2 separate regions of the Homo sapiens genome follow, and region 1 is linked to region 2. The links are chromatin contacts, found by Hi-C or POLR2A ChIA-PET in ENCODE. All regions are on one chromosome and are shown on one strand. Each heading gives the region's core, a stretch centred on a gene start or an enhancer-like site at or near the end of the contact. The rest is flanking DNA. Distances are from core to core; before and after follow the strand shown. Region 1 has its middle 30 kb from the start of ZRANB1. Region 2 holds the start of EEF1AKMT2 (EEF1A lysine methyltransferase 2).

What was found. A loop is a pair of places that touch in the nucleus more often than their neighbours do. ChIA-PET counts read pairs that join two places held with the same protein, here RNA polymerase II (POLR2A). Pooled maps may share reads with other maps.
Region 1: a map of gastrocnemius medialis shows a loop between it and region 2 (2.6-fold over the local background). The contact joins the enhancer-like site here to the promoter of EEF1AKMT2 in region 2. A Hi-C loop is called at or near these places in 32 of 168 maps with a recorded cell type or tissue (B cell, CD14-positive monocyte, CD4-positive, alpha-beta T cell and 22 more), 29 of 37 single-sample maps with no recorded cell type and 39 of 50 pooled maps. POLR2A ChIA-PET finds 5 or more read pairs at or near these places in 21 of 52 experiments (CD4-positive, alpha-beta T cell, CD4-positive, alpha-beta memory T cell, CD8-positive, alpha-beta T cell and 16 more).

The regions. Positions count from the first base shown.
Region 1 is chr10:124,909,483-124,913,800 of GRCh38, reverse strand. No RefSeq gene overlaps it. Among named protein-coding and RNA genes, the nearest start is that of ZRANB1, 30 kb to the left of the region's middle. Within about 2 kb of position 1,884, at least 4 of the 41 ENCODE cell types and tissues checked have a DNase peak (open chromatin) inside an H3K27ac peak, as active enhancers do; they include gastrocnemius medialis, where a contact is called at or near this core.
Region 2 is chr10:124,789,492-124,794,140 of GRCh38, reverse strand. EEF1AKMT2 (EEF1A lysine methyltransferase 2) reads left to right here and starts at 2,254. Exons shown (of 7, transcript NM_212554.4): 1 at 2,254-2,417; 2 at 3,803-3,868. The coding sequence starts at 2,308. RefSeq lists enhancers at 855-1,577, 1,641-1,950, 1,578-2,302 and a silencer at 2,081-2,140.

The DNA.
Region 1 (4,318 bases), core at 635-3,134, 120 kb before region 2:
CTAGACCAATTAACTCTGCAATTCGAACAGGAACACATAACTCTTTATTTCTTTTATTTTTTTATTTTTGTGAAAACAAGATCTCACTCTGTTACCCAGGCTGGAGTGCAGTGGTGCAATCATAGCACACTGCAGCCTCAAACTCCTGGGCTCAAGTGATCCTCCCACCTTGGCTTTCCCAGTAGCTAGGACTACAGGCATGCACCACCATACCTGGCTAATTTTTAAATTTTTAGTAGAGACAAAGTCTTTGTTGCCCAGGCTTATCTTGAACTGCTGGATTCAAACGATCCTCCTGCCTCTGCCTCCCAAAATGCTAGGATTACAGGCACATACCACCATGCCCAGCAGAACACAGAACTCTTGATTCCATGGTCAAATGTTCCACTATATTTGAATTAAAAAGATATCATCAATAAATACAGCAGAGGGCATTGTCACAGTTACAGAACGGTGGCTGTTTGGCACACCTACCGAATTGACATTCTACTTATGTTTATCTGGACTCTGAGAAATATTTCATTTGGAAAAAGTATCCACTGTCTTTTTGGGGTTTTTAATTTCCTTTTCTTAGAAACCTTATATTAGGCTGGGTGCAGTGGCTCATGCCTCTAATCCTAGTACTTTGGGAGGCCAAGGCAGGAGAATTGCTTGAGCCTGCGAGGTCCAGGCTGCAGTGAGCCATGATGGCACTACTGCACTACACCCTGGACAACAGAGCAGGACCCTATCTCAAAAAAAAAAAAAACCTTTGTAGTAAAGGGTAGAGACAGTATAGTTTTGTTGATAGTTTGTTCTGGCTTTCATTTCAGTTTTTCCCAAACTAACTGTAGAGTTCATAAATCCATATTGCATTTTTGTGAAAGTTTTGCATGCAAAATTGTGGATCTGTAGTTCCATTAACAGTAGAAAGCCATAAAGAGGTTTTGAGCAGGAAGGTGCCAGTATTGGAGCTGCCCACCTTTACCTGGAATGTCTGTGAGACAAATGAGGGCAGAAGTAGAAACAGGGGCAGAGAAGAGACAAGGACCTAAAACCAAAGTAGCTGTGGGAATGGAAAGGAGGGCCAAGAGTGAAATGGGAGACAGTGCAATGTTCAGAATTTGCCAGTGACTAACTCTGAGGCAGAAGAAAGAATCAAAAGTCAGAGAGTGGGCCAGGAGCAGTGGCTCATGCCTGTAATTCTAGCACTTGGGAAGGCCAAGGTGGAAGATCGCTTGAGGCCAGGAATTCAAGACCAAACTGGGCAACATAATGAGACCCCATTGCTACAAAAAATAATTTTTAACCTGCCAGGCTCAGTGGCTCACACCTGTTGTCCTGGCTACTCAGGAGACTGAGGAGGGAGAATTGCTTGAGCCCAGGAGTTCAAGGCTGCAGTGAGCTATAATCATGCCACTGCACTCCAGCTTGGGCAAGAGAGCAAGATCCTGTCACCAAAAAAAAAAAAAAAAAAAAAGTCCGTGAACTCTGAGTGACGGCAGTATGTGCAACAGTGGGACACGCAAGAGAGGAACTGGGTCAGAGGAGATGTGGACCCTTGAATCAGGAGATCCTGGACTCAGGAGGAAGGGAATGGCTGGTGGGGGAAATGCTGGTCTGAAATGTGTAGGGCAATCCTGGAGATCAACATCAGGGAGCTCTCTATGTAGAATTTAGTATGGAAGCCACAGGAGTGGGGAAGAAAGAACTACCGAAGGAAAAAAAAAGAGGAGTGGTCAGAAAGGTAGGAGATGAAGCTGGTAGTACGGTGTTCTGGAAGCCGAGGGTACAGTGAGCCTGAAGCACATGGTAATAAAAATTGTCAGATGCTACAGATTTCGAGCATTAGAACGGAGGAAAGGCCACTGGATCTGACAAACAAGAGACTCAGTGACCTTCTAGAGAACAGTTCTCAGTAGGATGGTAGGGAGAGAAGCCAAGTTTCAAAAGCTGAAGCCATGTGATTATAAACCACAAGTCCAAGACGTCTGGCAGTGAAAGGAAAGCAGGAGATATAAGACTAGATTAGGGCAGTAACAAAAATAAGGGAAAGGTTTTGTTTTCTTTTAGGTATTTATTTTAAAGAATGGGCATCTCTGAGCACTTTTATAAATGGAGGAGAGATGTAGAGGGGGTAAAAGGACTGAAATCCAGAAGGGAGGTAAAATTCAGAGCACAGTGATTTGTGTTGGCAAGCAAGAAAGCCCTATCTTCCTCAGAAACGAGGAGAGGAAGCTGTGAAAAACAGCTCTAGGGAGGTTTTGGTGGGTGAGACAGAGGTGATGGAGTGGAGTTCAAACCCTTTCTCCTCCTTGGTGAATCAAGCACAGAGTCTCCTGCTGAGGGTTGCTCTGGAAACTGGAGGAGATTCGGGACAATAGTTAGAGGGAAGCAAATCAAGAAGAATGAAAAAAGAAGAGCGACAAGAAACTGCTTTCTCCAAAAAGTCTTGGCAGTCCATAATCAGGCCTAGGACGGAAAGATCAGGCTGAGGCTGTGGAGCCCCCCGCAGAGGTGGACATATGCAGCTAAGGGAAATCGAAGGCGCTCTGCTAAAGGAAATGGTAACGGATCCAGCTTACTCAGGGTCTTTGAGGGATCTGTGCTTTTAAGTAGAAAGTGTTATAAAATGGGTGTTCCCCTCAAAAGAAATGTTAGAAATGTTCAGTTGTTACAAGAACATGTTCTCAGACGCGTTGCAGAAAATGTCATTTGTATAAACTGCAACGTATCTTCCATTCTCTGTGTATGATCAACATGATTCCCAAGTGGAAAAAACATCTTAACAGTAGAAAATGCAATGTAACAGGCTAGGTGCGGTGGCTCACTCCTGTAATCCCAGCATTTTGGGAGGCCCGGGTAGGTGGATCACCTGAGGTTAGGAGTTCGAGACCAGCCTGGTCTACATGGCAAAACCCCATGTCTACTAAAAATACAAAAAATTAGCCAGTCGTGGTGGTGGGTGCCTGTAATCCCAGCTACTCGGGTGACCGAGGCAAGAGAATTGCTTGAACCCGGGAGGCAGACGTTGCAGTGAGCCAAGATCACGCCATTGCACTCCAGCCTGGGCGACAGAGCAAGACTCTGTCTCAAAAAAAAAAAAAAAGGAAGAAAGAAAGGGAGGGAGGGAGGGAGGAAGGAAGGAAGGAAAGAAAGGAAATAAACGTATTTAATAATGTTGCCTAATCTGTATGCATGCAGTACAGGACACAGTTTTGTGGAACATAGTACCATCCTGTGACCTTCCTCTATGTCCACCACAAATCTGCCTGAAAAAAAAAATCTCTCCTGAGAGGACCAGATATGCTTGTGAAGCATCAGAGAAAATACAGCTTGTTTGACATTTCAAAATCCTGGTCTGTGCTAGGACTGGTCTCATCTTGATGGGTATAAATTTGTGCTTATAGGAACACAGTCACTCTATATCCAGACTAAGAAATTTTTGTAGATTTTTCAACTAAGTATCCCTGTAAGCTAGACTTACGGAATTAGGAAAAAAAAATGTTGAAGTTGTATTGAGTCTCTTTTTTTTTTTTTTTTTTTTTTTTTGAGACAGGGTCTCACTCTGTCGTCAAGGCTGTAGTGCAGTGTTGTGATCATAGCTCACCGCAGCCTCAACCTCCCAGGCTCAGCCTCCTGGGTAGCTGGGACTATAGACACGCACCACCACACCTGGCCAATTTTTTTATTTTTTATAGAGTCAGGGTTTCGCCATGTTATCCAGGCTGGTCTCAAACTCCTGGGCTCAAGTGATCCTCCAGTCTCCCAAAGTGTTGGGATTATAGGCGTGAGCCACTAAACCCAGCCAGTACTATGTCTTTTTTTTTTTTTTTTTTTTTTTGAGACGGAGTTTCGCTCTTGTTGCCCAGGCTGGAGTGCAATGGCACAATCTCGGCTCACTGCAACCTCCGCCTCCCGGGTTCAAGCGATTCTCCTCCCTCAGCCTCCCGAGTAGCTGGGATCACAGGCTGGTATTACAGGTGTGAGCCACCGCGCCTGGCTGTTGTATCTTTTTAAGAAGTTTGGAAACATCAAGTATCTGAAACAACTTCGCTTGTGATCTTATCTGGGGAAGTTTTGTAAGAGGCAAAGCTGTGAGCAGAGAGAGCATGAACTTTGGAGTCAAACAGCCCTGAGTTGAAATCCTGCTGTCCTCTCTGAGTGCCAGTGTCCTCAGTGTCCTCATCTGAAAAATTCTGGGTGATATTTCCCTGGCAGTTACTGAGGGTCCAAAGAGACAAGAGCTGAAAGGCCTGGCAATACTCTTAAGTGTTTGATAAATGTTGGTTTCCTCGCTCTGCATTTCATTTAATCCAGGTAACATTTACTGAGGAAT
Region 2 (4,649 bases), core at 1,005-3,504:
AACCTTCGCCTCCCTGGTTCAAACAATTCTCGTGCCTCAGCCTTCTGAGTAACTGGGATTACAGGCGACTGCCACCATGCCTGGCTAATTTTTGTCTTTTTAGTAGAGATGGGGTTTCGCCATGTTGGCCAGACTGGTCTCGAACTCCTGACCTCAGGTGATCCGCCTGCCTCGGCCTCCCAAAGTGCTGGGATTACAGGCTTGAGCCACTGCGCCCGGCCTTTACTTTAATCATTACGCACAAGGATTTCCATCTGCCTTTTTTTTTTTTTATTATTGGAGACAGAGTCTCACTCTGTTGCCAGGCTGGAGTGCAGTGGCGCAATCTCGGCTCACTGCAATCTCCGCCTCCCAGGTTCAAATGATTCCCCTGCCTCAGCCTCCCAAGTAGCTGGGACTACAGGCGCGCGCCACCATGCCTGGCTAATTTTTTGTATTTTAGTAGAGACAGGATTTCACCATTTTGGCCAGGATGGTCTCTATCTCCTGACCTCGTGATCTGCCTGCCTTGGCCTCCCAAAGTGCTGGGATTACAGGCGTGAGCCACCGTGTCCGGCCTCCTGTCTGCCTTTTATCTTACCCTATCACTAGTGGCTGCCTGAAGATCTCAGAACAGCATCTATAGGAGATGCGCATCCGATCCTAGGAAGGATTTCTGATGCTATTTTATCTTTAGGGACTTGTTACTGGGCTTCTGTCTGCCAAGACAACAGAAACGTGGCCTAGCAAACAATTCCTTTTGGTTGGAAGGCAGTCTCGCTAGGGGCATTTGAGGGCCTTGCCTAGGACATAGGACCAGCAGTATTTCACAGCTACTACAGAAAATACCCCAGACTTTGGCCCATAAGATCTCTTGTATTATACTGCAGATCTACCAATGGCACTCAGACCCAGAGGCAGATGCAATCTCCGGTTCGCGGGTTGGGAGCAGTTTTGTGGAACAAAGACACCGTCTAGTTCTGACATGGTACAGGGAGGAAACACACAGAGGTTAAGACTTAGACAAGAGGCCAGGCGCGGTGGCTCACGCCTGTAATCCCTGCACTTTGGGAGGCTGAGGCGGGAGGATCACTTGAGGTCGGGACTTCGAGACCAGCCTGACCAACATGAAGGAACCCCGTCTCTACTAAAAATACAAAATTAGGCCGGGCGCGGTGGCTCACGCCTGTAATCCCAGCACTTTGGGAGGCCGAGGCGGGTGGATCACGAGGTCAGGAGATCGAGACCATCCTGGCTAACACGGTGAAACACCGTCTCCACTAAAAAAAATACAAAAAATTATCCGGGCGTGGTGGTGGGCGCCTGTAGTCCCAGCTACTCCGGAGGCTTAGGCAGGAGAATGGCGTGAGCCCGGGAGGCGGAGCTTGCAGCGAGCCGAGATCGAGCCACTGCACTCCAGCCTGGGCGACAGAGCGAGACTACGTCTAAAAAACAAAACAAAACAAAATTAGCCTGGCGTGGTGGCGCCCGCCTGTAATCCAGTTACTCGGGAAGTTGAGGCAGGAGAATCGCTTGAACCCGGGAGGCGGAGGTTGCGGTGAGCCGAGATCGCGCCATTGCATTGCACTCCAGCCTGGGCGACAAGAGCGAAACTTCGTCTCAAAAAACAAAACAAAACAAAACAAAACAAAACAAACTTAAGCAAGGCCAGGTGCCTGGGTCGAGGCAGAGCTGAGGCTTATCCGGGCATCCTCTCACTTAGCAGTCTTTCTTCCACAACACACTGATCCCCGTGTTTGGCGTATTGTGGAGAGTTGCAGGGCATTCCTTTCCCTGGACATAAATTTCCACGTCTACCGGTGACATCAAGTCACAAGAGGCCAGAACGCGGTTTTCAAGTCAGAATCTTAGCCAGAAACGAAGTTGGCCTCTTGCCAAGGAGCCAAATAACTGGATGGACGCTCGCACCCGCTTCGCAGACAGGCGCACGCAGTGGAGAGGTGAAGTGATTTCTGCGTTTGGGTAGAGCGGCGTCGGCTTTAGGTGTCCACGGTGCGGAAGCCAGCCGTTTTCCAAAATGCAATACCTCTAATGGTCCCTCACGAACAGCAGTCCCCAAATACAGCCGCTCTTGGACCTCGACGAAGGGGATGCCACTAACGCTGTGGGGAGAGCGCACGGTCCCCGCCGGCGCAGGGAGCCGGGGGTAGAGCAGAGGGCGTCGCGTCCCCATCCCAGCCCCAGCGCGGGGGCTGGAGCAGTCGAGAGGGCGGCCTCCCGCCGCCTAGAGGCGCCGGTCCGCTCGTCCGCTCTGCCTGTGCCCCGTCTCTATGGCGGCCCCAACGGCCGTCCAGGACGTGGAGCGAAATGAGCTCGGGCGCTGACGGCGGCGGTGGCGCTGCGGTGGCGGCGCGGTCGGACAAGGGCAGTCCCGGGGAGGACGGTTTCGTCCCGTCGGCGCTGGGGACCCGCGAGCAGTGAGTGTGACGCTGGGCAGGGGAGGATGAGCCGTGCCGCCCTGCCTGGGCCCCGAGAAGGGGACGGCGGGGTGGAGACCCGGGGCTCAGGGACAGGGAGACCCTCGGGGGCGTGACGGGAGCAGGGCCACCTGGCGGGGGGCTTACGGGGATTTCAAAGAGTGGAATCCCTAGGGGTCGCCCTACGCGGTTAACCGACGTTTCAAGGGATTGGAGCCCAAGGGGCTTGTGGGTGCGGGACAGGCTTTGGCTCCTGGGAGGCCTTTTGGGAGTCTCGAACCTGAGGGCCAGGCTTGGGGGAAAGGGGGAGAGGGCGAGGCTGGCGAATAGGGCTGGTCGGCGAGAGTGAGAGACCGAGGGAGAAGTGCTGGGCCTGGGAGCCGAAAAGGCTGAGTAGGAGGGGAGGGATGTGGGAGCTGGAAGTGGGGTGGGAATAGCGGATGACCCGAGGCGGGAGCGGGGAGATAGTGGGGGATCTTGGGGTGAAAGAAAGCGATCTGACCTCAAACAGACGCTCAGGAATTATTAAATGAATTAATGTGGGTGGATGAATGGCTGCAGGGAACAGTTGGGGAGAGGTAAATTGGCGGGATGAGAGGGAGCAGGGATTCTAGAGAATCATTGTAGGAAAAGAGACGGCAAATGAAAAGGATTCAGAGGGCCGGGTGCGTGGTGGCTTACGCCTGTAATCCCAGCACTTTGGGAGGCCGAGGCGGGCGGAGCACAAGGTCAGGAGATCGAGACCAGCCTGACCAACATGGTGAAACCCCGTCTCTACTAAAAATACAAAAATTAGCGGGGTGTGGTGGCGCACACCTGTAGTCCCAGCTACTCGGGAGGCTGAGGCAGGAGAATCGCTTGAACCCGGGAGGCGGAGGTTGCAGTGAGCCGAGATCGCGCCACTGCACTCCAGCCTGGTGACAGAGCGTGACTCCGTCTCAAAAAAAGAAGAAAAGCGTCCAGAGAAAATTTAAACGGAGGGCTAGAAGACTGGAATAGGCAGAGACAAATAGCACAGGAAAGAGACTGTGTGCCTGCACACTTGAGACCAGATGTGCTTGTTTCATCAAGTTTTGAACTTGGGTCAGGGACTTAGGGATACGTGGACAAATGTCTTTGTGTTTTTTTAGGCTAAAACTTATTGTTGTGCATCAGATATTGTCCTAAATGCTTTACATGTACAGTATAAACGTATTCTGCTTGCCCATGTATTTCCTTCTTTTAACTCAAGGACGTTAAAAGATTGAACTATGTGTATTTATTAATAACACTAGTGATGTTTAAACCTCTGTCATAAATAGCTCTGTAATGTATTAGAAACATACATTTAATTCATAATACAGTTTAATTCAAGAGTCTTGCTTTGCATTTCATTGTTTACATAGTTGGGATGCTGTCTATGAGAGAGAACTGCAAACTTTCCGAGAATATGGAGATACAGGTGAAATCTGGTGAGTTAGGAAAAGAATCAAGTTATAATCTAGAAGATTATATGTATATGTGTGTGTGTTTAAAAAAATACGTATATATTCGCCGGGCGCGGTGGCTTACGCCTGTAATCCCAGCACTTTGGGAGGCCGAGGCAGGCAGATCACGAGGTCAGGAGATAGAGACCATCCTGGCCGACATGGTGAAACCCTGTCTCTACGAAAATTAGACAAAAAATTAGCCAGGCATGGTGGCGCGCGCCTGTAGTCCCAGCTACTTGGGAGGCCGAGGCAGGGGAATCATTTGAACCTGGGAGGCGGAGATTGCAGTGAGCTGAGATCGCGCCACTGCACTCCATCCTGGGCGACAGAGTGAGACTCCATCTCAAAAAAAAAAATGCATATATTCAAGTGCTTATACCCAAAGAAAGCCTAAAAATCCTGGGAACCCTGGATTAAGTCTGGCTTTAGTGGGTAGATTTAAAGTATGTCTCTTCTTTTATTCTTTTTTAATTTTTTACTTTTTTTTTTTTTTTAGAGAGGTGGGGTGTCATTCTGTCATCCAGGCTGGAGTACAGTGGCATGATCATCATAACTCGTTACATCCTGGACCTCCTGGGCCCAGGTGATCCTCCCGCCACAGCCTCCTGGGTAGCTGGGACTATAGCTGCATGCCATCATGCCCAGCAAATTTTCTTTTTTGTAGAGACAGGGTCTCACTGTGTTACCCAGGGTGGTCTCGAACTCCTGGCCTCAAGCAGTCCTCCCACCGTGGCCTTCCAAAGTGTTGGGAGAATGGGTGTGA